Linked DNA regions of Homo sapiens: region 2 is linked to region 1. A link is an interaction called in ENCODE POLR2A ChIA-PET data of the cell type or tissue named here. Cell type or tissue: OCI-LY7. All regions are shown on one strand. Each heading gives the region's core, and the rest is flanking DNA. Links, peaks and the distances in the headings are about the cores only. Region 1 overlaps PDSS2 (decaprenyl diphosphate synthase subunit 2). Region 2 overlaps PDSS2 (decaprenyl diphosphate synthase subunit 2).

Region 1 (6,562 bases), core at 709-5,708:
AAAGCTGTGATCCAAATTTTTTCAGTCATAATTCAAGCCAAAAAAAATCTTATAAGCATAGCATTTAACTAATATACATGAAAATCGAGTAATAGCCATTTTGAACATAAACTTACATTTCAGATAACTAATGAAATCTTAACTCAATTTATTTTCTGCATGTTTATTTCTGTCAGGTGGATACTTTTTCAGTACTCCCATTCTGGGAGCAATTACAATGTTAATTTTCATACTTATTACAGAAAAAAAAGCAAAAGCAAAAGAATGGATAATCTTTCAAATATGTTCATTCTGTTACACTTAAAATGCACTGTGGATATATTTACTGTGGGGTCCCTGGGTCAAATGTACCATAAACACTGAAAATTTTTACAGAACTGTAATACTGAAATCATATTCATCAAACCTGTATTATTTTTCAAGGCTGAGACTTTTTTTTTTTGTTAAATCAAGTGAGATCAAAAGCTTTGAACTTGTTCCAGGATGTAAAACAAGCAGAAAACAGTAAATGGTCTCTTTGGAACTACTGTACAATTTAGAGTAGTTTGCATAAAGCATCTTAATTTGAGAGGATAAAATAGTGGTATTTATGATAATGTTCAATGTAGCCATTTCAAATAAGAATTCCTCAAGGCAACCCCATCCGCTTCTTACAAGTCTTAATATCTTGTATATTTAACTTCCTATGTTATGCAGTCCTGTATCAGATTTCCACTCTTTGCTTCCGAAAATTCAGCTCCATTCTGATTGAATTAAAGGATTTTGTTTCAGCTTTTATCATTCTTGTAATTGAAGACATTATTAAGCCAAAGAATACAGACCCAAACAACAAGATACTTCAATCTCAGGTACCCTGGGTTTAATAAACATTTTCTTAGAGGCAAATGACATTAATTTGTAGAAAGATTTGCTTTAACATTTTAACACATGAGCACTTATCTCCAAATTTATATATTTACGTTTATACTACATAACATACACAGAACTGCTGATATGAAATTTTTGCTGATTAAAGGCATATTTTTTTCCTAGCTCTTTAAGGATGGTTTAATTTGTAAGACATATACAAAGTCTTTTTTATTTTTTTTAAATCACATTGTCCTTCAGGTAACCAAATACTTAAGAAATATTGTAGCAATATGAGCTGCAGAGGAACTGGAAGGACAATGATCCTACAGTGTTACCACATGAGTTGAGTTATTTAAGTGGGGAAGAGAGAAAAATGAATGGATTTTTTTCCCCCTGAAGGTATCAGATAAGCCCTATTCCTAAATCCAGGAGGACTGAGTATCGCCAATAGGTCTATGAAAGACTGTAACTAAACGCACAGCATCAGATTGGATTACAGTTTACACAAGCAACATCCCAAGATCCCCCTGATGGCTGGACACATAATACAGATCAATCACTCACTAAGAAATGTTATGGTTTTGAAACAGTTTGAGCTCTGAGACCAGCATTGGTAACGTGAAGAGGGATTTACAAAGAGAAAGTCTGACGCTAAATGTCAAAATGATGGCATGAACTTTTAACAGTGGATCTGGCTCTGGATAACCAGAGTGTTCCTTTACTTCCCTGAAATTCCAGACCAGGCAGAAGCAACAAGAACATTTTGTTCTCTGACTCTTTTTCTCATTGCGTAAACCTGTCCTTACAAGTTCATAATTTATAAATGACCTGTACTTACAAATGGCTATACTTACTTGAACAGAACACACCTCCACCTCCATAGCCAATGACAACCCATTAAGGAAAAAGCTTTAGATTTCTTTGAGTTAACAAGTCGAGGAAGGAAAGAGATTATAAAAAGCAAGAGTAGCCTAAGAAGTTGAAACTGTTCCAGATAAGGGTGACTTACCCAGTGCACATATCAATCTCTTTACATTGCCTGAAATGTTTATTTTTAAAATTATACCAAAGAAAGATGTGTTTGGTCGGGTGCAGTGGCTCACGCCTGTAATACCAGCAGTTTGGGAGGCAGAGGTGGGTGGATCACCTGAGGTCAGGAGTTCGAGACCAGCCTGGCCAACATGGTGAAACCCTGTCTCTACTAAAAAAAAAAAAAAAAAAAAAAGACAAAAATTAGCTGGGCATGGTGGGGCATGCCTGTAATCCCAATTACTCCGGAGGCTGAGGCAGGAGAATTGCTTGAACCCAGGAGGTGGAGTTTGCAGTGAGCCAAGATCGCAGCGCCACTGCACTCCAGTTTGGGCGACAAGAGCGAAACTCCATCTCAAAAAAAAAAAGAAAGATGTGTTTAAGTATCACCCTTCCTTAAAACTGCAAATATTTCTAGAGAGACCACAAGGCTAGCAGCCACTCACAATTTAGTAAGCTCATTTAATAATCTGACTTTTTTTTGCATATTACCCCAGACATTCACCTGTTTAGATACTGCTATACTTACATTTAAGAAAACACTTGGTTAATAACATATTCCCCCCTCAGATTCTTGAGGAGTGACATGTTCAGGCAACTCAAAGTGCTGGCAGGAATAATGGCAGCCAAAGGAGAATCCAGAGGCCTAAAAGCCAGACCTCTTGGGGCTGAGAGCTGAAGTCCTGTTGCTATAGATAAGTGCAACCTTGAGAAAGATTCCAGGACTTTTGTTTCTCAGGCCCATGGGGCAAGCAAACACTTTCTACTAGGGGAAGAAAAAAAAAAAAAAGAAGGTTCAAAGAGCCTCAATGTGAGTTACCCTTGGAAGCTCAACAGATTAGGGAACTGTTAAAAAAAAAAAAAAAAAAAAAGCAGAATACTAGCAGCCACAGAATCTAGATTCTATTCCAAGGTCTACTAATAATTTGATTGTGAGATTTGGGCAAATCAATTTTTCTGAGCTTTGATTTTCTTCAACTCAATGCAATGAATTGCAATAAAGGGAATTGGAAAAGATGATTCCTTAAGGCCTCTTCCAGCCCTATAATTCTAAGCTTTTACAAATGCAAGTCTTATTATTTATAATTAGGCATGTAAACTTGAAAACTCCTTTTCTGCAAATTTTGATGGAACATCTTTGCTCATGTAATTCATTTTTATCTGTTGTCTTCACATGAACCTTTCCCTCTATCTGAATTCTACTGGCTAATTTCTTTGTGAAACTTTTTGTACCAAATCCCCTTTGGTTTCAATACCTAGAATTATAATAAAACACTTTCCATTTTTCAAAACCATTATGACTGGTAGAGCACCCCATCAACTGGCAAAGTCCTACTTGAGTCAATTAAAGGCAACACTGCTGAGCTCTGATTCTTGAAGGGCTCTAATGCTTGGAAATGATTTATATATACTGGATTCTGAATGACATCAGGCTTAACTGCCAAGTTGCATCAAACAAATAATGGTACTAAGTTGGCCATATCGTGAGTATCTCTAAACAGTAAATACGTAGAGCATTTAGAAGAGAATCTGGAACATAAGTTTCAGTGAGTGTTAACTTATTCTTCTTCCATACTGCCCTATTACCGTGCTATATTCAGTACAAGCCTTGCGTAGATGAACAGCAGAGTATGGAAACCAAGATTATGGTATTTTTAAAATTGTGTGCCTAAATATTTTGGAAGAAAGTGAGTTTTAGTTCAACAACAAAACCCAACCCAGAACACATGCAAAGACCATTTTAACCAAAATCAGGGACCTCTGAAACACTGACTTGCTGCATCCTGAAATATTGTTTTAGATTATACAACAGTCAGCATCAATGTTAAATAGTTTAGCCATCTGGAGAGCAATTAAACAGGACATAACTTTCTGCATTTCTGGTGACTGCGAGAATAGCAGCATTGCTTACCTACACATGCAAATAAAAAAAAAATGCTCTTCTCTTCAGTTTGGGTCATATGTTGAAATACGACTCTACAGCAAAGCCATACACTATCCTTCAATTTCCAGTGAACCTGAAGTGGCAACCACTCCTAATGTAAGTGTCATGAGCTGGCTTCTCCTGCCACCTCCCTTGTTTTGGCTGCTGGGGAGAATGCTGCAGCATAGGACAGTAAATGGACAGTGCATGTCTAGTTGCTATTCTCAAGCAAATTGTTGATCACTCCCATTTCAATAACCACCGTCTCACCCAAGTTAGGAAGAGATAGTATCCAGGTGTATCTGAACCTTAACAAAATTATAGATCTGACATAATTAACCTTTGTGATGAATTTCTTAAATGGTTAATTTACAGGACAAATTTCAGCAATCTCAGGGGAATATATAATTGCTTCATTCTTTATCTTTTGGCAAGGGTAACTACAATTCAATGATTTTTTACACTGAAAAACCAAGATGATGAATACCCTCACAAAGGATATTGTGATGACTATGCCCTGAGCTATAATAAATTCTCATCATAAAAAACAGAAATTGAGAGGAGTAGGGGATGGTAAGACAAAAATACTGACCCCCCCCCGCAAAAAAATCCTCGCATTGCTATCCAAAGATGTCTGTAACATATTCTTAAGGAAAAAAAGCTATTTACAAAATAGAAGTAGTATGAAAGGTATTTTAAAAACAAAAATGAGGTCAATCTATGTGTTTATATACACAAGAGAAAAAGTCTGAAAGGAGAGACAACAAAATAATAATAATGTACAAATGATAGATTCTGGATGATTTTTAATTTAAAAAATTGTTTTCTTCAATCTTTCTGCTTAAATTTATAATTGCTAAGTTTATAACAGCTTACATATATAATGCATTACACTATTTCCCTCTTTTTATTGTATTGCTTTTATAATTAAATAAAACAATAAACCTATTTCCTTGGGGAGGGTGTTGGGGGGGGAAGCATACCTTGTTTATAGTCTCAGAGAGACCTCAAGTTAAGCTATGTTCACAAATTGATTTATGGAATATATCACTCAATAGTTTTTGGACTAGAAAAAATAGGATCAGTAAGTGGCAGTAAGCATTCTGGATAGACAAGTTGTGCCTTTCTCAATAAATGGGATTCAGGAGTACTGTCAGTTAGCACTTGACAGGCTGAATAGACTCAACAGAGTCGTAGATGTTTGACTAGTACAGCAGACCACTCTAATTTGAGCAAAGGAGTGCCTATCCTAAATTAAAATACAAGTAAATTTTTTTTTTTTTGGAGACGGAGTCTCGCTCTGTTACCCAGGCTGAAGTGCAGTGGCACAATCTCAGCTCACTGCAACTTCCATCTCCCGGGTTCAAGTGATTCTCCTGCCTCAGTCTCCCGAGCAGCTGGGACTACAGGTGCCCGCCACCACACCCAGCTAATTTTTGTATTTTTAGTAGAGACAGGATTTCACCATGTTGGCCAGACTGGTCTCGGACCCCTGACCTTGTGATCTGCCTGCCTCGGCCTCCCAAAGTGCTGGGATTACAGGCGTGAGCCACCGCACCCGGCCACAAGGAAATCTTTAGAAAAAATGTAAACTATAAGGTAACATGGCTCAATTAAAGCTCAAGTCAGCATAATATGATTGATGTAATAAGGTAGTATGGTTGCATTTTAATTCACTTGAAAAAGGTTGCTTTATAACTTAATTTGCTTGGTATATAAAAACTGTGAAGGCCATTACAGATTTGTAATCTTCTTGCAAAAATTTGTCCTCAGGTGATTTTAATGATGGATTTACTACAGTGTGGAATGAAAAACATGTCCATCACTCTATTTGGAGGTGAATAACACGGCACCCCTCAGCCTTTACTGCTTTGAGCTGCTAGCAAAGAAAACAGTCATGTGTGTTCATGTGTGTGCATGTACATCTGCAGTGCTGATGGCATTAACTATGCACAACTTTACTGCGCTCTTTCCTCCACCCCCAGGAACAAACAGCAATGCATGAAGTAGTAGCAAAGGTAAAACACTCTTGGGGAAGAATGAATTTTCATATACATCTTGGGAGGAACAAAAGATGGATTTAGTCTCTTTTGAAAGAGCTTTGGAATTTGAAGGGATATTGTCAAAATTTCTTTTTGAGCCACAAAAACTCTTATCAGTGAAAATATCTTACAGAAAAATACTGAGAGGGTGCTGAATAGGCCGATAAAGGTAACCAGAGCAGGTGGTGTCACTCTTTACTTCATAAAAATGAAGCACAAACTATTTGTGAGACGCATATAAAGATGGAAAGATTTATATTGCCAAGATAAGGTATAGAGGGACTAAAGAGTGGCACCCTCCCATAGAGACCAATAATAATGTCTAACATTTGTAAAGCACTTTATCATTTACAATTGGATTTAAGCAAACCATCTAATTCCAGGTAGATTCAGTCCCCAGTGCTCAGCCAGAGCTTCCAGGCTGGCAGCCTCAGTGGAGAAACGACTTCTGAAGAACACAGGGCACAGCAGCAGTGGCCAAATGAGGGGTGAATCTACTCACCCACCACCTGGGCACGAACTACCCAGATGAGCCCTACTCTGCATGCTGATTAAAATAAATGAGGGCTTTGATAAAGCCATCGCTAAAGTCTCTGAAAGGATGGCTCTCTCCACTTCTTCCTATCAAACTAGGACTGGGTTTAATGTAGACAATGATGAAAGGGCTGTTGCAATAAGCACACCAACTCATAGGAGTTCTGGAGGAAGCTTCTAACTC
Region 2 (6,562 bases), core at 592-5,591, 97 kb before region 1:
TGATCATTTATTTTTAGGTGTGACTGGATAGCCACATTATATAAGCAAGATAACCCAAGAGAATTTGGTGTTATCAAGTAAAATATACAAGGTTGGCCGGGCATGGTGGCTTTGGGAGGCCGAGGCTGGCGGATCATGAGGTCAGGAGATCGAGACCATCCTGGCTAACACGGAGAAACCCCGTCTCTATTAAACAAAATACAAAAAATTAGCCATGCCTCAGCCTCCCTGTAGTCCCAGCTACTTGGGAGGCTGAGGCAGGAGAATGGCGTGAACCCGGAAGGTGGAGCTTGCAGTGAGCCGAGATCGCACCACTGCACTCCAGCCTGGGGTTTCGCCGTGTTAGCCAGGATGGTCTTGATCTCCTGACCTCATGATCGGCTCATCTCGGCCTCCCAAAGTGCTGGGATTGCAGGCGTGAGCCACCGCGCCCGGCTGTTCTTTTTTTTTTTTTTGAGAGGAGTCTCGCTCTTTAGCCCAGGCTGGAGTGCAGTGGTGCGATCTCTGCTCACTGCAACCTCTGCCTCCTGGGTTCCAGCGAGTCTCCTTCCTCAGCCTCCCGAGTAGCCTGCCACGCCACTCTGCCTGGATAATTTTTTAAATTTTTAGTAGAGACCGGGTTTCACCATATTGGCCGGGCTGGTCTTGATCTCCTGACCTCGTGATCCACCTGCCTCGGCCTCCCAAAGTGCTGGGATTACAGGTGTGAGCCACCGCGCCCGGCCTGATATTGTTCTTATGTCAGAGAACAATTTTTCTTAGTTGGAGAATTTAAAAGAAGAGGACTTAGTGGGCCAGGAAACTGCTTTGTCAAACTGTTTCTGGGGAGACAGAATTGAAATGTTTAGAAAAGTATGGCTCTAGGGGTGGGAATAAAAAAGAGTAGTCAGAGAAGAGAAGAAGACTCTGAACTGGCCGGGCACGGTGGCTCACGCCTGTAATGCCAGCCCTTTGGGAGGCCGAGGCAGGCAGATCGCCTGAGGTCAGGAGTTTGAGACCAGCCTGGCCAACGTGGTGAACCCCATCTCTACTAAAAATGCAAAAGTTAGCTGGGCGTGGTGGCAGGTGCCTGTAATCCCAGCTACTTGGGAGGCAGAGGTAGGAGAATTGCTTGAACCCAGGAAACGGAGCTTGCAGTAAGCTGAGATTGTGCCACTGCACTCCAGCCTGGGCGACAGAGCAAGACTCCATCTCAAAAGGGAAAAAAAAGAAGACTCTGAACTGAGGTGGTCACGGGCACCCAGGGGCAGGCTGCAACATGAAATGCTACAGCAAGTTCAGGGCAGAGTGCAGGGCCACTGCTAGAGCTGCTCACAAATTCCAGTGAAGACACCAGCAGTGAATTTTTTTTTTGTTTTTTTGAGATGGAGTTTTGTCCTTGTTGCCTAGGCTATAGTGCAATGGCCTGATCTCGGCTTACTGCAACCTCTGCCTCCCAGGTTCCAGCCATTCTCCTGCCTCAGCCTCCCAAGTAGCTGGGATTACAGGTATAAGCCACCATGCCTGGCTAATTTTGTATTTTCAGTAGAGATGAGGTTTCACCATGTTGGTCAGGTTGGTCTCGAACTCCTGACCTCAGGTGATCCGCCTGCCTCAGTTTCCCAAAGTGCTGGGATGACAGGCGTGAGCCACCATACCCGGCAGCTGTGAACTTTTAAGAATCCATCTCAGTAGAGCAGCGCAGCAAGAGGCCTGATGCATTTGTTCAGCAAGTATTCTTTGAGTACCTAAAGTGTGGTGCTGATCTAGATAATGGGGACCTGCTAGTGAATGACCGATTGTAGGAGGTAAGGAGTTAGTAGACTGTAAGAAGGTTTGCTGGTAAAGCTGGGGGAAGAAATGGAGGTGGAAGGATAAACAGGGTGAAGTAAGAAGTTTTATTTTAGGTACAAGGAGAGCTGAACACACTCACAGCCAGCAGAAGAGACACTGAAGATTCAAGAATAGAGACATGAAGGAGACAGGAGGCAACAGGCTTGAAATCGTTGGAAAAAAATGTTGTTTTTTTCTTTTTAAAAGCCAAAAAAAAAGAAAGAGGCACTACTGGGAGACCCTCAGGTGGGAGGTGCGGTGGGAGGACAAGCCAGTCAATCAGAGGTAATTTTCTCTGCCAGCTTCTGCATCTGTAAATAGGGGGATAACACCTACTCCCAAGAGTGTTTGTGGGGGTTAAAACAAGTGAGTATATTCAAGGCCCCTAGCAGAGTGCCTGGGACATGGAAGCCTGCATTAATGTAGCCTTTAGTATACTTTTTTTTTTTGAGATGAAGTTGCACTCCTGTTGCCCAGGCTAGAGAGCAATGGCACAATCTTGGCTCATCACAACCTCTGCCTCCCGGGTTCAAGAGATTCTCCTGCCTCAGCCTCCAGAGTAGCTGGGATTACAGGCGTGCGCCACCATGCCCAGCTAATTTTGTATTTTTAGTAGAGACGAGGTTTCTCCATGTTGTTCAGGCTGGCCTCAAACTCCCGACCTCAGGTGATGTGCCTGCCTCAGCCTCCCAAAGTGCTGGGATTACAGGCATGAGCCACCGCACCTGGCCAAGTATACTTAACAAAGAAGAAATGAACAGGGAGGAGAGTTCATGGGCCTGGAGTGAGTAGTGAGTGAGGTTTGCAGGAGCCAGCTGACAATTTGGGGGGTGCTAGGCAGAGGAAAGCAGGACAATTGCTAATGAATGAATTCTTCCCTCTAGCAGGTAACTGGGGATGGGGAAAGCTGGAGAGGGGCCAAGGACACATTCTAGAGCCATTAATTCTACTTACTGCCTCCATTAGCCACACCCAGGCAGCAGCAGGCTGAGAGGTGTGATTGAGGAATGTTTCAGTGCCCCAAATTTCTCCTTAGAGATTGTCTGAAACTATAAGAACTTCATATGTGCTAAGAAATAAATATCCCTGAAGAAGGGGCAGGGAGAAAGGCTATTGGTCTTGTATTTTGGAGTGAACTAGCCAACTTGTTATGTTCTGTAAAAGCCTGCCGTGATGCTGAGGAAGTGAGAATTCTGCTAAGTGGGGCCTGAGGAAGGAGGCCAGCCACCCCTGTGGGGGAGGCAGAGCTCTGTCACTCAGCAGGCAGCAGGGGGCTACTGCTCCCAGGGATCCAGGTTCCAGGGAGTCAGGATGGCAAGGTACAGGAGATGGGATAAAGGACACGAGAGCAGCTGGGAAGATGACAGGGAGGTAGGAAAGGTCCCGAAGAAAGCAGCAAGGCAGGTGTTGAGACAGAAAAGTCCAGGGTTACATGTCACATAGGAGAGCTGGAATCCTTTAGGTCATGCAGAGGCAGCTTGGCAGGAAGCTTGCCATTAAGCTCTCTCCATTCCTTCAGGGCCTCTCTTTGGGTTTCACCTTCCCTCCTCCCTGAACCTCACACAGCATCTTTGCTATTTAGACAGTCAAGAATAGTAAACTTTCAGAAAATAAAACAAACCTGGAAAGAATTTCATAATTATCTTGTTTAATCTCTTTTTTTTTTTCACACTTGACTTTCAGGTCAACTTTTGAATCTCATTGTACAGATGAGAAAATTGAGGCTCAGAAGGAAGTGACTTGTGCAAGGTCATACAGCAAACCAGATGCTAACGCAGAATAAGAGGCGCCCTAGGATCCTGCCTGGTGCCCTGCAGTGCCCGACCATCTGCTTAGTAAAACCTACTGCTTGCTGAAGTTCCTGCACATCCAACCAGCACACCTAACGCAAAGTATGACTTCTTTGTGGAAGTTAATGATTAAAACCTAGTCTGATCTAAAGCATCTTATCCATGGTTACTAATTAAGCCAATTTCAGTGACAGAAAGCATTTCAAACAGAACAGTGTTCTCTTAAGCTAAATCTATAGGCCTCAAATTATGGTGGCATAAACTGTACAATTATGATATTTTGAGTACACTTAAAATATTTTATAATACAATACATTAACCTCTGTAGCTTTACATTTTCTCTTCATTGCATGCCACATGTTGGGCCCTGATAAAATGGTTTTATAACTTTTGGGGGAGGGCTTTAACTAAAATAACTTCATGTAGTGTTTGAGCGAACTAGGTAATAAAATCTGTTTGCTGTATTCGCTGTCTCCAGATAGGGCTGTAATTACACCACATGAGGAAGAAAGGTAGCTGAGTTTCAATCTAGATCATTTATGTAAACTCAGCCTTCTTGTCAACGGTGTTCTCAAATTGCATGAGTGCAAACCTCAAAAATCATCTCCTATGAACCACACAGAGACAGTGTCCGATTGCAGGCCTGTGAGATTGCTTATATTCTTTCTGTAATTGGATGTCTGTGGTTCAAGACCAAAATTTGACATTCTGAGGTTAAAAGAACACTCTCACCAATGAATTCCCTAGTACAAAAATTCTGTTTCTGAAACTCGTAAAAATTAAAGTATGCCTTAAACCAAAGTATTACAAATGAATACATTTCACTTGAAAAAAAGCTCCTTTTTCCTTAAAGAAAAAAAAAATTTGGTTCTTTGAAATGTGTTTGAATAAAAAAACTGATCTTCAGGAAAGAAAAACAGACTATTCCTAATATAACCAATTTAACATTTGATAACATTTTAATCTCCTACTTCAAGTATTTGGCAACTTTTCGGCAATTTCTCCAAAAAGACATTATAAAAACCATAAAGCACAAAGTATATTCATACTGCATTATAAATCCAGAGACATGAGGCCAGGTGCAGTGGCTCAAGCCTCTAATCCCAGCACTTTGGGAGGCCGAGGCAGGCGGATCACCTGAGGTCAGGAGTTCGAGACTAGCCTGACCAACATAGTGAAACCCCATCTCTACTAAAAATACAAAATTAGCCAGGCGTGGTGGCAGGTGCCTGTAATTCCAGCTACTCGGGAGGCTGAGGCAGGAGAATCACTTGAACCCAGGAGGCGGAGGTTGCAGTGAGTCAAAACTGCACCATTGCACTCCAGCCTGGGCAACAAGAGCAAAACTACATCTAAAAAAAAAATAATAATAATCCAGAGACATAATTACAAGCCAACAAATAAAACATATTTTTCTCAATCCATTGAACTACTCTCCATTATGACAAATTGGTCACTAGTTTTTGATTAGACAATCCTCCCTGGTTGGTATTGAGAGCATTTCTCTTGACACCTGCAGCTTCCAACTTGCTTTGTCCTCTCTAGCAGGAAAAACCACAGGCCACCGCCCTGGCGCCATCCCTGGCTCGGTCCAATCAATAAGGACTTATTTCCTGTCCATTTGCTGAGGTCACAGGAGCGAATCTCATTAATTATTTCTGCGACTGCAGCCTCAAGTGTGCTTCTGGCGTGACAAGTGAAAACTGCTTGACCTTTTTTTCTTCTAATTTTGTTTGTAGCAGTTCCAAAAAGAAAGCAGAACTCATTTAGCAATGTGATAAAAGGAAGGAAAAATGCATATGTTTTAAAAGTCATTAACGCATCGTGAAAGCGCTCCCAATCAACCTCATTCCCTAGGATTTTCAGCTAACTAACAATAGTGTCTTTTTAATTTGATGTCATGAAAATCTGGTCACAGCAAACACAATGTTTTCTAAAGCAGATCTGGCCTCCGAGGGAGGAAAGCTCTCCAGGGCCTCCAGTGCCTTGTTTCCATGGTAACGACACAGGTCAATAGCTGAAGTCACACCTTTGCCAGCTTTGATTCTTTCTCGCAACTGTTAAGAAACAAATGCATGATAAAAGTCAGTTTTAAAGGTACACAGTAAGCACCACAATTAAATTGGGGAGGGGAGATGGAAAACAAAGAAAGGGAGAAATAGTATAGATTGAGTATTTCTGCTACGTTATTTTCTGGAAAAGAGGACATCATTTCCCAGTGATCTTGAGGCACTCATTCCCTAAGGCTGCTTGGTGTCTGTGCTCCAGAGCAGCACAATAGGTTCCAATCAGCTTAATTACAGCTCCTCCTGACTCCCATCCCTTAATATCTTGAAATGTGCCATGCTGGGGGATGGCAGTAAGAAGGCGGAGGGCATTTACATCTCTGGCATTTTGAATTCAGCAGCCTGATATTCTTCCCTTTTTTTTTTTTTTTTTTAAAGAGATGGAGTCTCGCTCTGTCGCCCAGGATGGAGTGCAGTGGTGCGATCTCGGCTCACTGCAACCTCCGCCTCCTGGGTTTAAGCAATTCTCCTGCCTCAGCCTCCCACATAGCTGGGACTACAGGCATGCGCCACCACACCCATCTAATTTTTGTATTTTTTAGTAGAGACAGCGTTTTGCCATGTTGGCCAGGCTGGTCTCGAACTCCTGACCTCAAGTGATCCACCTGCCTAGGCTGCCCAAAGTGCTGGGATTACAGGTGTGAGCCACCGCACCTGGCCAGCAGCCTGATATTCTTATGTGAGGAAGGCTTCACTAATATCTTAGTTAATAACTTTTTTTTTAACACCATATGTTGACACAATAGTCCATATGAAAATTCAAGAAAGACACATAGTATTAGATCTGAATGTTACTTTTTTTTTTTTTTTTTGAGACGGAGTCTCACTCTGTTGCCAGGCTGGAGTGCAGTGGCACAATCTCTGCTCACAGCAACCTTCGCCTCTCGGGTTCAA

What was found. ChIA-PET counts read pairs that join two places held together with the same protein. Peaks named below come from ENCODE experiments on the same cell type or tissue, not always from the same donor. Only the 100,000 strongest peaks of a DNase experiment are listed, where the experiment ranks them.
Region 2: POLR2A ChIA-PET joins it to region 1 with 5 read pairs; 2 of 35 experiments call an interaction of 5 or more read pairs at or near these places.

Annotation. Positions count from the first base shown.
Region 1 is chr6:107,245,788-107,252,349 of GRCh38, forward strand. The region is part of intron 3 of PDSS2 (decaprenyl diphosphate synthase subunit 2); the gene reads right to left. Among named protein-coding and RNA genes, the nearest start is that of BEND3, 130 kb to the left of the region's middle. In OCI-LY7, for the core only: no CTCF peak of the experiment used is centred there; no DNase peak of the experiment used is centred there.
Region 2 is chr6:107,149,119-107,155,680 of GRCh38, forward strand. PDSS2 (decaprenyl diphosphate synthase subunit 2) reads right to left here. Exons shown (of 8, transcript NM_020381.4): 8 at 3,444-5,659. The coding sequence ends at 5,501. Among named protein-coding and RNA genes, the nearest start is that of BEND3, 37 kb to the left of the region's middle. RefSeq lists an enhancer at 1-470. In OCI-LY7, for the core only: no CTCF peak of the experiment used is centred there; a DNase peak (open chromatin) is centred at 3,003.